Linked DNA regions of Homo sapiens: region 2 is linked to region 1. The links are chromatin contacts, found by Hi-C in ENCODE. All regions are on one chromosome and are shown on one strand. Each heading gives the region's core, a stretch centred on a gene start or an enhancer-like site at or near the end of the contact. The rest is flanking DNA. Distances are from core to core; before and after follow the strand shown.

What was found. A loop is a pair of places that touch in the nucleus more often than their neighbours do.
Region 2: a loop to region 1 is called in a map of chondrocyte, with 3 times the contacts of the local background. The contact joins the promoter of DOK6 here to the promoter of TMX3 in region 1. A Hi-C loop is called at or near these places in 1 of 168 maps with a recorded cell type or tissue (chondrocyte).

The regions. Positions count from the first base shown.
Region 1 is chr18:68,712,738-68,719,285 of GRCh38, forward strand. It overlaps TMX3 (thioredoxin related transmembrane protein 3), which reads right to left and starts at 2,371. Exons shown (of 16, transcript NM_019022.5): 1 at 2,199-2,371; 2 at 1,109-1,163. The coding sequence starts at 2,244. It also overlaps a transcript of CCDC102B not described here. RefSeq lists silencers at 2,019-2,118, 2,299-2,428 and an enhancer at 2,629-2,698.
Region 2 is chr18:69,397,938-69,404,485 of GRCh38, forward strand. DOK6 (docking protein 6) reads left to right here and starts at 2,951. Exons shown (of 8, transcript NM_152721.6): 1 at 2,951-3,373. The coding sequence starts at 3,308.

The DNA.
Region 1 (6,548 bases), core at 1,121-3,620:
TTAACAATCGTTCTTCTCAGAATCAAAAACTTCCTGTAAACAATCAGTGAGCATCCCCCATGACCCAACAGCATGAGCAGCGAAGTGCCCCCATGGGACTGTCAGGATTTTTGCTCTTACAGAACAGCACTGTATGATCACCCTCTCACTGCACCCATTTGGTCATGCCATCAGGTGTCCAGGTAGTCAATCAGGACAACAAGCTAAACTGAAACTAACAATCACAGCTTTATTCACTTACTGTGACAGTGCAAGTCAAGAGGTTTAAAAAAAAAAAAAAAAAAAAGAGGCACCAGCTCCTCAGTGTTCCATCTCTCCCCATGAAACAGCACCAGGTGAGTCAGGTGGATGAGACACAGATGGGAGAATTCATCTCATTTCCTACAGCACTGAACAAAAGTCTTCTGTCTCTTTATGGGGGGTGAGAGAGAAAAGGACTAGAGTAGAAAAGTGCCTCCGCTGACACCCTCAATAAAGATGTTTTAGCAGAAGTGCTCAGGAAATGCCTCAGGTGAGGTCCCAATAAGGAGGCTGCTAAACAGAGACCACTGGGTTGGGAGTGTAGACATGCAAATGAGCGTGGCTGGCCTGGGAGGCCGAATCCTTGACTACCACTCCCTCCAGGGACTGTAATGCACCGGTTATACACCAAGTTTGGTGTAGGGAGGGCACCTTCCCCTATGCCAGAAAAAGCCTTGCAATTGTCTATGGTCAAGCCTGAAAGATCACACACAGGAATTTGGGTCTGAAGTGAACCTCCTCACTTACTATAAGCAAGGCTGATTAATGCTGTCATACTATGAAGATAAATACAGTACAGTTACCAAATTCTAACACCCATTCAATATAATTAAAGGAAAAAGACATAAATACAAGGTAAGATAATGAGGAAAAAAAGAATATGTAAAAGTTTGCCACAGTTTTTTGATCTCATAACTATTAATAAAACTCTTCTGGGCACACCCTCACCTTCACTTACAACAAGTGAAAAAAATGAGTGATATATAAAAATTGGTTCCAATCTAAAATATTAGAATCACATGCAAATATTCAGATATCTGAGTTGGACAGTTAAAATAATATTTTAAATATATATATGTATACTCACGATTCATCTAAATCTTCTACAAATCCTTTACAGACGACCATATCAAGTACAACAACTGAAAAAAAAAGACAAAATGTACACAATAAATGCTGATTATTTGGCTCATACCGTATAAGCTTAGTCATCTCTGAAGTGTTTTTGACCTTTCACAACCTACCAAAAAATTCATCACTGATGCATCCCAGGGTGCAAATGATGCAAAAGCAAAGGTAGTTCATCCATTTAATAAATATTTAGTCTGTATGCAACCATATCGTGACCGGCCAAGTTCTAGGTAAGCCAATAAATCTAATACACACAGTTCCTTTTTCCTCCATATTTTCACTCTCATCTTACGTCTCTTTTTAACCATCCTATCTTTTTGGAATACAAATAGACAGCATTCTTCTTTATTTCTTTTGCTTTAGTAGCAATTACCTCTTCCGTAAAAACTCCAAATGCCATTCAAAATATTTCCCCTCAAATAGATACGTAGGAAGAAAGTCGAGCTGCAACTCTAATACTTATTACACGGCAGTGCCTGACACAGAGTGGGCTCTAAAAGGTTGTTAAGTGAGCGGACCCCAGTGAGAATGAGGGCACTCCATGCTGACGGGAGGCAGCTGAGAACCGCTGACACACACTCAGGTCCTTTTCACACCGCACAATCCCGGCGGCCTGACCCTGATCTGTCCTCGACCACCCTCTCTTGAGTACTGGTGGTAAAAATCCTTAAACGTGACAAGACTCGGAACCTAAAGCCAAGGCAAGATTTGGTCGTTAAGCTGGGACGGCGGCATCCTTCTTGCCCATCAAAGGAGTAAGCTTTATTGAAACTTCTGCCACAATGAGAAAAACACAAACACAAGGCAGCGCGCCCTTCCCACGTCCAGCATTGGTCCGGCACAGCGGCGGCGGAAGGACCCCAAGGTGTCCGCTCCGTCAGGGCCAGGCAGGGTGGCGCGGCGGGGGCGGCAGGACGCTGCCGGGAATGGGTGGGCATCTCCACGAACCCCGCAGGCCTCGCCCCAGACCCGGGTCCAATCCCGGCCCCACGGCGGGGCCAGGTCCCACGCGCCCGCCAGCGTCCCGACCGCTGAGCCCCCATTACCTGTGGCGCAGAGCCGCAGGGCCGTCCAACTCTTCCACGCTGCCATGCTAGCCCGGGAGAGCTGCAGAAGCTGACTGTGCAAAAGAGGGATAAAGACACTGGGGTCCGCCGCCTGCCCGCCCGGAAAGGGAAACGGAGCCGACCCGGAGCGGAAGAGAAGCACCGCGCTAACTACGGGGGCGGGGCTACCCGGCCAGTCTCCGTCTCCGGCTATGCGCGGGAGTGCGGCGCATGCGAGGGGAGTGCGGCGCATGCGACAGCGCCTGCGCAGTCATGTCTTAAGAATCCTTTGCGCTCTCGGTGCCCCCCTCCACGCCCAGGAGCGTGGGAACCCTGCTTAAGGGCTTTACTAGGGAAAACGGTGCTGGTTCACTGGGGCGCGTTTCCGGGAAGGTGAATACCGGTGAAAGTTATGCTGAGGGTGAGGTAGGCTCTGACGACGCACTTGCAGGTTGAATACTGGCACATCATTTACTTGTTACTCCCGTGTGGTGAGTGCACCTGTGGGTTTTGATGCTGGATCAAATTCCTGGAAAGAGGCGCGCATTAAGACTGCGGATTGCTGAGCTGCGCGACACTCCGTATTTTTCCAAAACGTATTTGTAATATTCTTTCAACCTGTTTGCATAATGGGACATCTCTTAAATGCAGCAAGCTTTAATGCATTTTTGCCAAAGTAAGGATTGCCTCTTTAAAAACTTTCTCTTGAAACTTGAGAACATGAAGTTAAGCGTAGGATATTTTTTGATGGCTCTTTTCTGATTATTTTGGAACTAGATAAAGTAGTATGAAATATTTATATTGCTACCTGTTTTTTCTTCTATACGACAATGATTTGTAAAAACCATATACTTTTATAAGACGGTTACTGCAGCAATCACTACTTACGAACTAGATGAAATTTTTATGGGACATAAGGTACCAGAGAATTTAGATCAAACCAAATTTTGAAAACCTGTGACAACAACAGAAGGGGGATATGATGTCAGCCGGTTCACCTTAGGTTCAAAATTCCAACAGGCAAAAATGTCATAAAACGTCGTTATTCCTAGTGACTAGAAGATTAAATTGCACTCTAATTGAGAGCAAGCCCTAAATGTCACCCCCTTTGTGCATGCAGCATGGTATCCAGCGCAAGCCCTCTACAGATTCAATTTTTCTTTTTCTTTCTCTTTTCCTTTTTTTCTTTTTTTTTTAAGAAAAAAGTAGACTAAAACGTAAGGGGACTGTTGAAATGATGGGAATGTTCTCCCGGTGGTGGTGGAACAGCTTTATAATAGTACCATCGCCTCGATACTCTTATACAGAAGCTTTTCTACTTTCTTGGCAAGGTCTCTGAATGACCCATATTCAATTTTTTTTTTTCATTCTCATGTATTTCAAAGTTTTCTGTCTTCCACAGCATGCAAAGTGAAATAATTTCCTCTTATATTTGCGTTACAGTTTAAGTTCACATGTGGACAACAACAAAAGCCAGTTGACCTAGATCTGTGCTTTTCAGTAGTGTAGCCACTAACCACATGTGGCTATTGAGCTTTTGAAATGTGCCTAGTGTGATGAAATAACTGAATATTTATTTTTTTTAATTTCAGTAAACTCAAAAACTGACACTCGATTCAGCTATTGGAAAGTTTTTTTAATGTGGTTGGAACAACTGAGGTATGTGAATCTACTTTTTCAACTGTAAATTTTATGAAATCTAAATACTGATCAAGTCCCAGGCATGGGTGGCTCATGCCTATTATCCCAGCACTTTGGGAGGCTGAGGCAGGAGGATTGCTTGAGGTGAGGCGTCTGAGACCAGCCTGGTCAACACAGTGAGACCCCATCTGTACAAAAAATTAAAAAATTAGCCAGATGTGGCCTGGCGCGGTGGCTTACACCTGTAATCCCAGCACTTTGGGAGGCCGAGGCAGGTGGATCACGAGGTCAAGAGATCGAGACCATCCTGGCTAACACAGTGAAACCCCGTCTCTACTAAGAATACAGAGAATTAGCTGGGCGTGGTGGCAGACACCTGTGGTCCCAGCTACTTGGGAGGCTGAGGCAGGAGAATGCATGAACCCAAGAGGCCGAGCTTGCAGTGAGTTGAAATCGCGCCACTGCACTCCAGCCTGGGCGACAGAGCAAGACTCTGTTTCAAAAAAAAAAAAAAAAAATTAGCCAGATGTGGTGGCACACACCTGTGGTCCCAGCTACTCCAGAGGCTGAGGTGGGAGGATAAGTTGGGCCAGGGAAGTTGAGGTTGCAGCGAGGTGTGATCCTGCCACTGCATTCCAGCCTGGCAACAGAGCAAGACCATGTCTCTATAAAATAAATACCAATTAAGTATTTCTGATGAAATTAGAGACGTTGTAATGAGATGTACTATAAATGTAAAATATACACTGGATCACTGGATTGGGGAGAAAGTATAAAACTGTAAAATGTCTCAATATTTTTTACTGATAATATGTTGTGATGATTATAGCTTAGGTGTATTGAGTTAATTAAATTATTAAAATTAATCTCACCTGTTTTTATTTTTCAGTGTAGCTACTAGAAAATTTATAATTATATACTTGGTTTGCATTACATTTCCGTTGCACATCACTGATCTAGGCAATGAGAAAATGATCAAAATAATGCATTAATCTGAAAATGATTTAATAAACCAATAAACTTTTTAGGCTTTTTTGTTCAGAGAACATGCTAAATTTACATATGCTGGAACATATTCTGTGGTGAAAAATTTAAGTGTTTTTTTCTGCTTATCTACCTCAAGTGGTGATAATTTTTTTTGAGATTTAAAAGATTCTACTATTTTGACAACATTTTTTAAAAGACTTTCAGATAAGCTACATTTGTGTATATATATACCTTGTATATTTTGCATACATATTGCTGTAGTCTAAATGTGTAACCCAAATTTCATATGTTGAAACTTAATTGCCGGTATGATAACATTAAGAGGTGGGGCCATTTGGGCATGATTTAGTCATGAGGTGGAATCCTCATGAATGTGATTAGAGACCTTATAAAAGAGATTGAAGGGATCATCTTAGTCCCTTTTCTCCTTCAACCTTAAGCCATGTGAAAACACAACAAGAAGGTACCATCCTGGAAGCAGAGAGCAAACCCTTATCAGATACCACACCTGCTGACTCCTTTATGTGCAGCCTCCAGAACTTTAAGAAATAAATTTTTATTATTTATAAATTACCAAGTCTGTATTTTTTTGTTATAGAGCACCAACAGGCTAAGACACATGTCCTCACCAAAAGTCATATACAAGAATGTCTTGTCTATAGCAGGACAGTTTGTAATTGTGAAAAGCTAAACAACTCGAATGTCTAATAGTATAATAGAGTAGAATAGAAGATAAATTGTGCTGTAATCCTATAGTAAAGTGCTATATAGCAACGAGAATGAATGAACTTTTGTATGGAGAACTACGTGCAAATCCTAAACCAAATGTTGAACAGAAGAAGCCAGAAACTAAAGAAAGGTACTACATGATTTTATTTACGTAAGCTCAAAAGCAGGCAAATTAATCGTGTTAAAAGTTGGGATACAGGTAAACATCAGGTTTCTTGATCTGGGTGCTGCTTACAATGATACGTTCACATTGCGAAAATGTGTTGAGCTGTACCTTTCGGGTTTCTGTACTTTTCTGTGTTTGGGCCCTAATAAAAGCTTAAAAATAAGAATAAATAAAGCTACATACATTTATGTTTTTTAATGGATAGATATTATAGTTTTAACAGTGCTTCTCAAATTTTAAGCATCAGTTGCCTGGAGAGCTTGGTTTAATGCAGATTCTGATCAGTCCCTAGAGAATCTGACCCAGTGGGGCCCATCAATTTACATTTCTCAAGAGTTCCCAGGTGATGCTGTTGTTTCTGTCCTGCATGTCTCATTTAGTGGTGTTGAGGGAAAATAATTTCAGAAAATACCATTTCTTTTTAAATCACTTTGTGTAAAATATGCTTTAAAGAATGATGGAAGAAAAATCTGTTGTATATTGATTATAATCTTTATTTATTCAGTATACTAATTACGTTAAAAATACTAGAACCAGAAGAAGAGCATAAATATAGGCAGCAAAACTTAAAGAGATACAGAACAACTTTATGAAAATACATAAGAAAACTTAAAGTCATTGTTATTTGAAAAACAAAGCAAAACTTGTTCAAAAACTAAAACGACTTAATAATTAGCAAATAAAGGAATTGAATCAGAAGCTTAAAATTATACCATTAAAAATGAGACCCTATTGATTTTAAAATATGTGCTACCAATCTTTATGAAAACAAAAATTAATCTGTATCAGGATTCTCCAGAGAAAGAAAACCAAAGGAAGCTTTATTA
Region 2 (6,548 bases), core at 1,701-4,200, 690 kb after region 1:
TCTCATTAAAACAAATGAAGGTTCCAAATGAAATAATGAATTCCAGGTCTGCAGTTGGAAATGTATTAGATAAGCATGGGATACCTTGTTATTGATCACAGCCAGGCCAGTAAAGTTCATGGTTACCTGTTCAAAATGCAAAAATGTCTATGGAAGCAGCTCCTTCTCACCTAAGATGGGGTAGTTCAGACACCAAAAAGAATAATGACTGTGACGCCCTGAAATACATCAAATATACAAAACTGCATTTTTGAAAATGATATTCCAAAGGGAGCAGGGATTCATTTTTAGTTTGCTAGAACCCATTCAAGATTTCTAAAACATGGATAATAATGGTTAAGAATCAAGCCTGCCTTTCTTATAGGGTGTCTATTTCAGGGGAATTCTCTAATTTGTGAGGGAAAGAACTTTTGTTTATGTGTTTGTTTTTTAGAAGAGGGTATATACTCATAAACTCAAGAATAAAGATAAATTAGAAAATCACAACTTTGCAATCCCTAATGAAATAATGTATCTAAGCAATGATCATCAGTGGCTGCAAAAACCACTAGTTGGAAGGTTGGTGGAGAATTTTATAATTCTACAATTTCATATAATTTATATTTTATAATTTTATAATGTATGGATGAGTGTTGACAACACTTTAATCTTCTAATCAATTGGACAGCTAGATATTTTGTTCCTTTGGTATGATTCAGTAGAATATACACAGCATCTTTTATTAATTATTTTGAAAAAAAGGAGAATGCAGGTAAGTTTCTAAGTCACATTAGTAGGAAACATGGGACTTGGGTGAACATATTTAATTGATGCTATGCAACCAAATCCAGAACTGGGAAAATTTACATGACAGATAACCTACTGCTTTCAAGAAGCAAATAAAGATCATAAAAAGAGGGACACACATACATAAAAATTGCTGTATCACAAATTTAAAAATAAAAGATAAATGAGAATATTGAAGTCATGCTAGGGTGTTACAAAGACGTTGATAAACATGAATGTAGGCACAGTGATCACATACATAATCATTAAAAGCTACGATTATTGATCACACCTGTTACTTATGTAAGCACTAAGATTGTTGCTGAGACAAAACTAATCCCTGACTTCAAAGAACTGATAATTGACTTGTGAAACAGATGATTATATAAATAGGAGAAGGAGTCAGTGGTCATAGAAATCACTGTAGACCTCAAATCAATCTTGAAACGTGTGGCTCTGCAACTGAATGTCTGTGAGCCTCAATTTCCTCTAGTAACTGGCAACCACATTTAACATATGTGGTTGCAAAGAGGGCTGAATGAAATCACTTATTTAAAGCATTTACAAACCTAAAGCAGTCTTTACATTTCTAAAAAAAATGGCCATGCAGCGTATGAAATAGTAAGAAGTGGGTGGAATAGACAAGCTGTGCCAGGTATTTAGAGGAAAGAATTACAAGGAGTTATCAGAGAGTTTATGCAAATTTTCTGAGAAGGTCAGAGCTTGAGCCCATTCCAGGGAGTTTATGCAAATTTTCTGGGAAGGTCAGAGTTTGGGCCCATTCCAGAGTGACAGCGGAAAGGATTTTACCATGTTATCCTTAGTATCTGATCTGCCCCAGCATCTGGTACTTTGCACGGTGGAAGGTTTTTTTATTTAAAAAAAAAAAAAGGCTAGCCCACATTAATGAATGAATAGGAATAGTGTGCTGTTAAAGCAAGTAAGAATTTCCATTGGTTTACACGGGCTCTAGATGGAGATTTCTGCAAAGGATGAGACAAAAATCTCCCTTGGATGCTCATCTGGTTGGACTGAGCTACCTTGTCCTTCAAGTTTTTACATTCCCCCCACAACCTCATTCAAGTAAGTTTCCTTTCTTTCTATTATTGTGTTTCAAATGGGGTAGGAAATTTTAAATGAGAACCTGGAAAAATACTGCTCACCGTAATAAACAAACATCATCTTTTGAACTTTTACTAAATATAACTCTTGCAGGAGTCACCTTAAAAATTGTCAATCTTTATACATTTTACTAATTAGAAACATCCTTAGAAGTAAGTACTAAATGTTCTAGCCTATAGTAAAAATCCATATGTTGCCTCCGGCCAAAACTCAACATCGCTCTTTTTCCTCGAATCTTTCACAAAAACATAATCCTAAAAATTAAAACATCTTTACAATAATGAAAAACCTACTTTTAAAATGCCATGTGTTTCTACATTAAGGGGAGAAAGTTTTTCATTTTTTGTTTGTACAAGTTGAGCATTTCAGGAAGTCATTGGTATCCATTGATAACAACCACGTTCTCCATTTTCCCAGAAGAGCCAGGAGCCACTTTCAGTCCTAGTTAACGAAAACGCATGCATAAATCAACCACTCGGGTCGGTCGGTCTTCTCCACTCCTTCAGCAGAGGACGTCGGCGCCCGGCTGCCTCGCCCGCCTGCCTGTCTCTAGGCTGCGGGAGGATTAGACACATGCGCACGATTGGTCTCTTTGTGTGCACCAGGAAGGGTCTGGCGTCGATTTACACTTCCTAACGGGGCAGAGACCTGGAACGGCCGCGAGTGCTTGGGAATAAAAATGTACTGTAAACAAGGCCAATGAAATAAGTGTCTCGCTCCCGCTGGCCTTCCGCGTTGGAAGTGTCCCCACTGCCCTTTCCCCGCTGCACAGCTTGCGAGTGGAGATTTAGAGCCCGGGAATGAGGCGCCGTGTCCTTAGGAATCTCGCGCCCGGGGAGCGCTGAGGGACCGGGGAGCCGGGTGGGGAGCGGGCCTCGGGGCGCCCGGCGGCGGAGGCGCTCCCACCCGCGCGGAGAGGGATGGAGCGCGTCTTGCGAGCGTCTCCGAGCCCAGCCACCCCACGGGCCAGGGGGAGGGAGCGGGGCCGGCGCATCAGCCCGCCCCCCCCGGCCCGCCCCCTCCCCCCGCGCCGGGGAGCCGCGGTGGTGCGCTCCGGCCAGCTGTGCGCCGCCGAGCGAGGCGCCAGCCCGTGGGTGCTGCCGGGGGCGGCGGCGCGGTGGGGGCTCCCGCAGCTGGCGGAGGCGCGGGCCGCGGCGCTGGGCTCGCGGCGGGGAGCGAAGGTGAGCGCCAGAACGCGGAGGGCTGGCGCGGCTCGCGGCGCCGGGCCCCGTTCCCCGTCCGCGGCGGCCCTGCAGGCGACCCCGCGTCCCCACCGGCGGGAGCTCGGGGAAGAGCGGGCGGCGGCGCTGCTGCTGGCGGCGGCCGGCTGGATGCGAGACCCGCGCAGACCCGGCGGCGGACGGCGGCTCTCGACTCCGGAGAGCGGATCGCGGGGCGCAGGAGCCCGATCGCGCTGGCCATGGCCTCCAACTTTAACGACATAGTCAAGCAGGGCTACGTGAAAATCCGCAGCAGGAAGCTTGGGGTGAGTGGCTCGCTCGGCTTGCTCCTTCCCCGGCGCTCGTTCGGCCCGGCTGGCTGCCTGGGGGGGGGGCAGGGAGAGGTGACCCGTGCGGGTACAGGGCAGAGAGGGACCCGGCCCTTAGGCGGATGGCCCGCTTGTTGCTTGGCCAGGTGGGGGCCCACACCTGCCGGGGGGCTCCGCAGACGGACCTGGGGACTCCAGGAGCGCCTGAGTCCCCATCCTCGAGTGCACCGGGCTGTCTTCGACCGTGCGGGGAAGTCAGTAGACGAAAGGGGTTGTCAGTTCCAACGAGGAACGTGCCTTGGAGGAGGTTTCTTTGCGGTGCTATCCACGATGGTCTGTTCTCAAAAGTGTGCGCCTTTCGGGTGGAACTGCTGTGTGTGGCGACGCTCGCGTGTGTTTAGAATCACCATTTTCTGGTCTCCGCTTCCCAAGCTCAATTCGAAATTCCCGTCTGATGCCCTCCCAGCGCCGCGCGTCCCTGCCGGCTGTAGTTTAGGGCGCCTTCGCCGTGGCCGAGGGCGGCTCCCGCGCCCCGCAAGTGCTCCCCTACCCGGGGACCCGCGCCCGCGTGCAGGCAGGTGTGTGCCCCGCGCCCGCCCGCGGTCACTGCTCCGTGACGGCAAAGTTGATGGAGACCTTTCCCTATTCTTGAGAGATGCGCTGCCTGGCTTGGGAGGGAAACCGTGTAGAACCCAAGGGTTCAAAACTATTCTAGTGACCAGACGAGGCGGTAGGAGGGACTCACGGGAGGCAGCGGGACAGGAGGGGCTGTCACCTGGGCGGGAGCAGCCTAGACTTGGGACGCGAGAGAGAGGATGGAGGGATGGGCAGGAGGTCCCTGGGGAGCGCGCGATGTAGGGTGGCCTGGGAGGCTGACCCCGGCTGGCTGGTCCAGAAAAGCGAGGGGAAACTCGTCTGGGAAAGAAAGGGCCCCTGTTCCAGACTCTGGTTGTGTCTACCTCACTGTTCTCCAACTTCCAGTTCTACCAAGCTCCTGCCTCCCGGGGCAAAGGGTCCTTGAGCTAGAACCTTTCCTGTGTTCCCTGATGACTGGATGAATCCTCCAACTTGGAGAAGGGGAAAAAGAGGGGAGGACTTTGCTAATTTTTGTGTAAAAAAGAAAGCAAAAGAAGGGTAGTGTTAGAGAGTGGAAGAAAGATAAGGTAGAATCCCCGAAAGAGGGCAGATCACCAAGCACCAGGAGTCGCTTTGTCGGGAGTTGGCGGCGCCAGGTGTTGGGGACAGGAGGACGGGAAAGGCAGACTTGACTCTTGGTGCTGCCTCTGCTGGGTTTCGCATTAAAGGTGCAGACTGTACCCCAAGGACAACAGGGGCCCATTCTGGAACTTCAGCAGCTCTGTAGTAGGCTGGGAGGCTGCAAGAGCGAGTGCGGAGCTGGGTGACAGCAACGCCCCCCTTCCTCCAGCCTGGAGCCAACGTGCGCTGCCGTGAGCCCCACCAAGGCGAGAGAGAGCAGGCGCCAGAGTCAGATCCTCGGCCAGGTTTCAAGGGCTTTTCTTGGGTAGAAGAAAGCGCCTCATTCTTTTCCAGGCATATAAGGACGAACCCACGGGAAAAGCTGCGGTTCTCCAGGAGTCTGGTTGTTCCTCGCAGCCGGGACGGAATGCTCAAGTCTGTCACCACACAGCTGTCAGCCAAGGGAGGTGCAGAGCTGGAGGTGGAAGGGAGTCGTCTTCTTAGCTTGACCTTTGAAGCCCTTTGCTTTACGACTGGATGCTTGATCATTTTTCTCGGCCTTTGATCTTCTTGAAATCGCAATTGTATCTGATGCCTCAGACTATATAAACTAATGGATGAGTTAAGTCCCAGACAAGATGTATGTCTGCGTTCACAGAGTCACCTGCATATGAAAATGAGACTGAAGAATGTAGCCTGAGCATCCCCTTCCTGCGCACTTGGCCCTGGAGTCTATAGGATTCCCCTCCACCCCATCCAAGCCCTCCAGGATTTCACACAACAAAAACTGAGTATGTAACCCAATTATAACATAGGGCCCAAGGAAAGTGCATTGATTGCTTCTTGGGTAACTATGGCATTCACAGCGTTTGAAATGTCATCTTGAACGCCATTTCTGCCTAACGATGTGTGCAAATGTATATTTACACTTACAAAGCCTCTTTTGCTGTGTTCACTGTTTAGAGCTTTGCCTTTGTAAAGTGCAGCCTTCATAGAAAACAATAAAAGTGTGTTCATATAAAAGTTAATTGCTTTTGTCCTCCATTTCTACCTGAGAAATGTAAACTTCAAAGTTAGATATTGAAACAGTTTTGTTTTAAATTAAATCAAAATATTAAATTCACCTTGACTATTTTGGGAACTTTTTTTTTAAGTCAGATACTTTTCTATTCAGAATATTCTAATATGCAGAAGAGTGAATTTAAATGGCAAAACTTCACATAGCTGGTTCTGTGAAGCTTACTAAGTTAAGTGAGTCCCATAAGATAGTAAAACTAAGCAAATATTGTGTGCCTTAAAGAGTCATACCCCAAATCATAAAAATTGAAGTTATCCAAACATTAATATTTGCTTTGCATAGTTAATAATACATATTCCTAATTTTATGGACTCAAAACTATGAACTTTTCCAAATAACATATTTTTTAACTCCAAGGACACGATGAGTTTTTGTGATTTATGTCCAAAACTAAATTTCAAAATATAAATAATTATAATTGAACATGCATAGATATTTGATTTATTATGGACAGTACTCATGCTTTCAAAAATCAAAGTCTGTGATATTCTAATGGAGAAAAAAAGGCCTGGATATGAGGCCGATTGCATCAGAGATAATTATTGACATGAAACATAATTTATGATGAAATGTTCTAATGTGCCCTTTGCTCTTCACAGATAAGTGCAATTTTGAATGAGGGCAGTAAGGCATTTCTTGTCCTCTAGGTAGCAAGTCAGCCCTTTCAGAGGGGCTTCCAGGTTTAAGAGGTCAAAAAGGCCCTTGCCCTGTGTCTCACTGGGGAAGCTAGCAACCTGTTGAGTACAGTCCCTTACCCACTGCTTGGGAAAGAAGTAAAATTTAGTAAGCAAGGCATATATAGCAAAATATCCAGTCAGTTTTTGGTTTGCAGCCAAACTAAGAACTCAATCACTGAAAGCATTAATAATCTAACACTTTGTGTATTGACCCTAAATT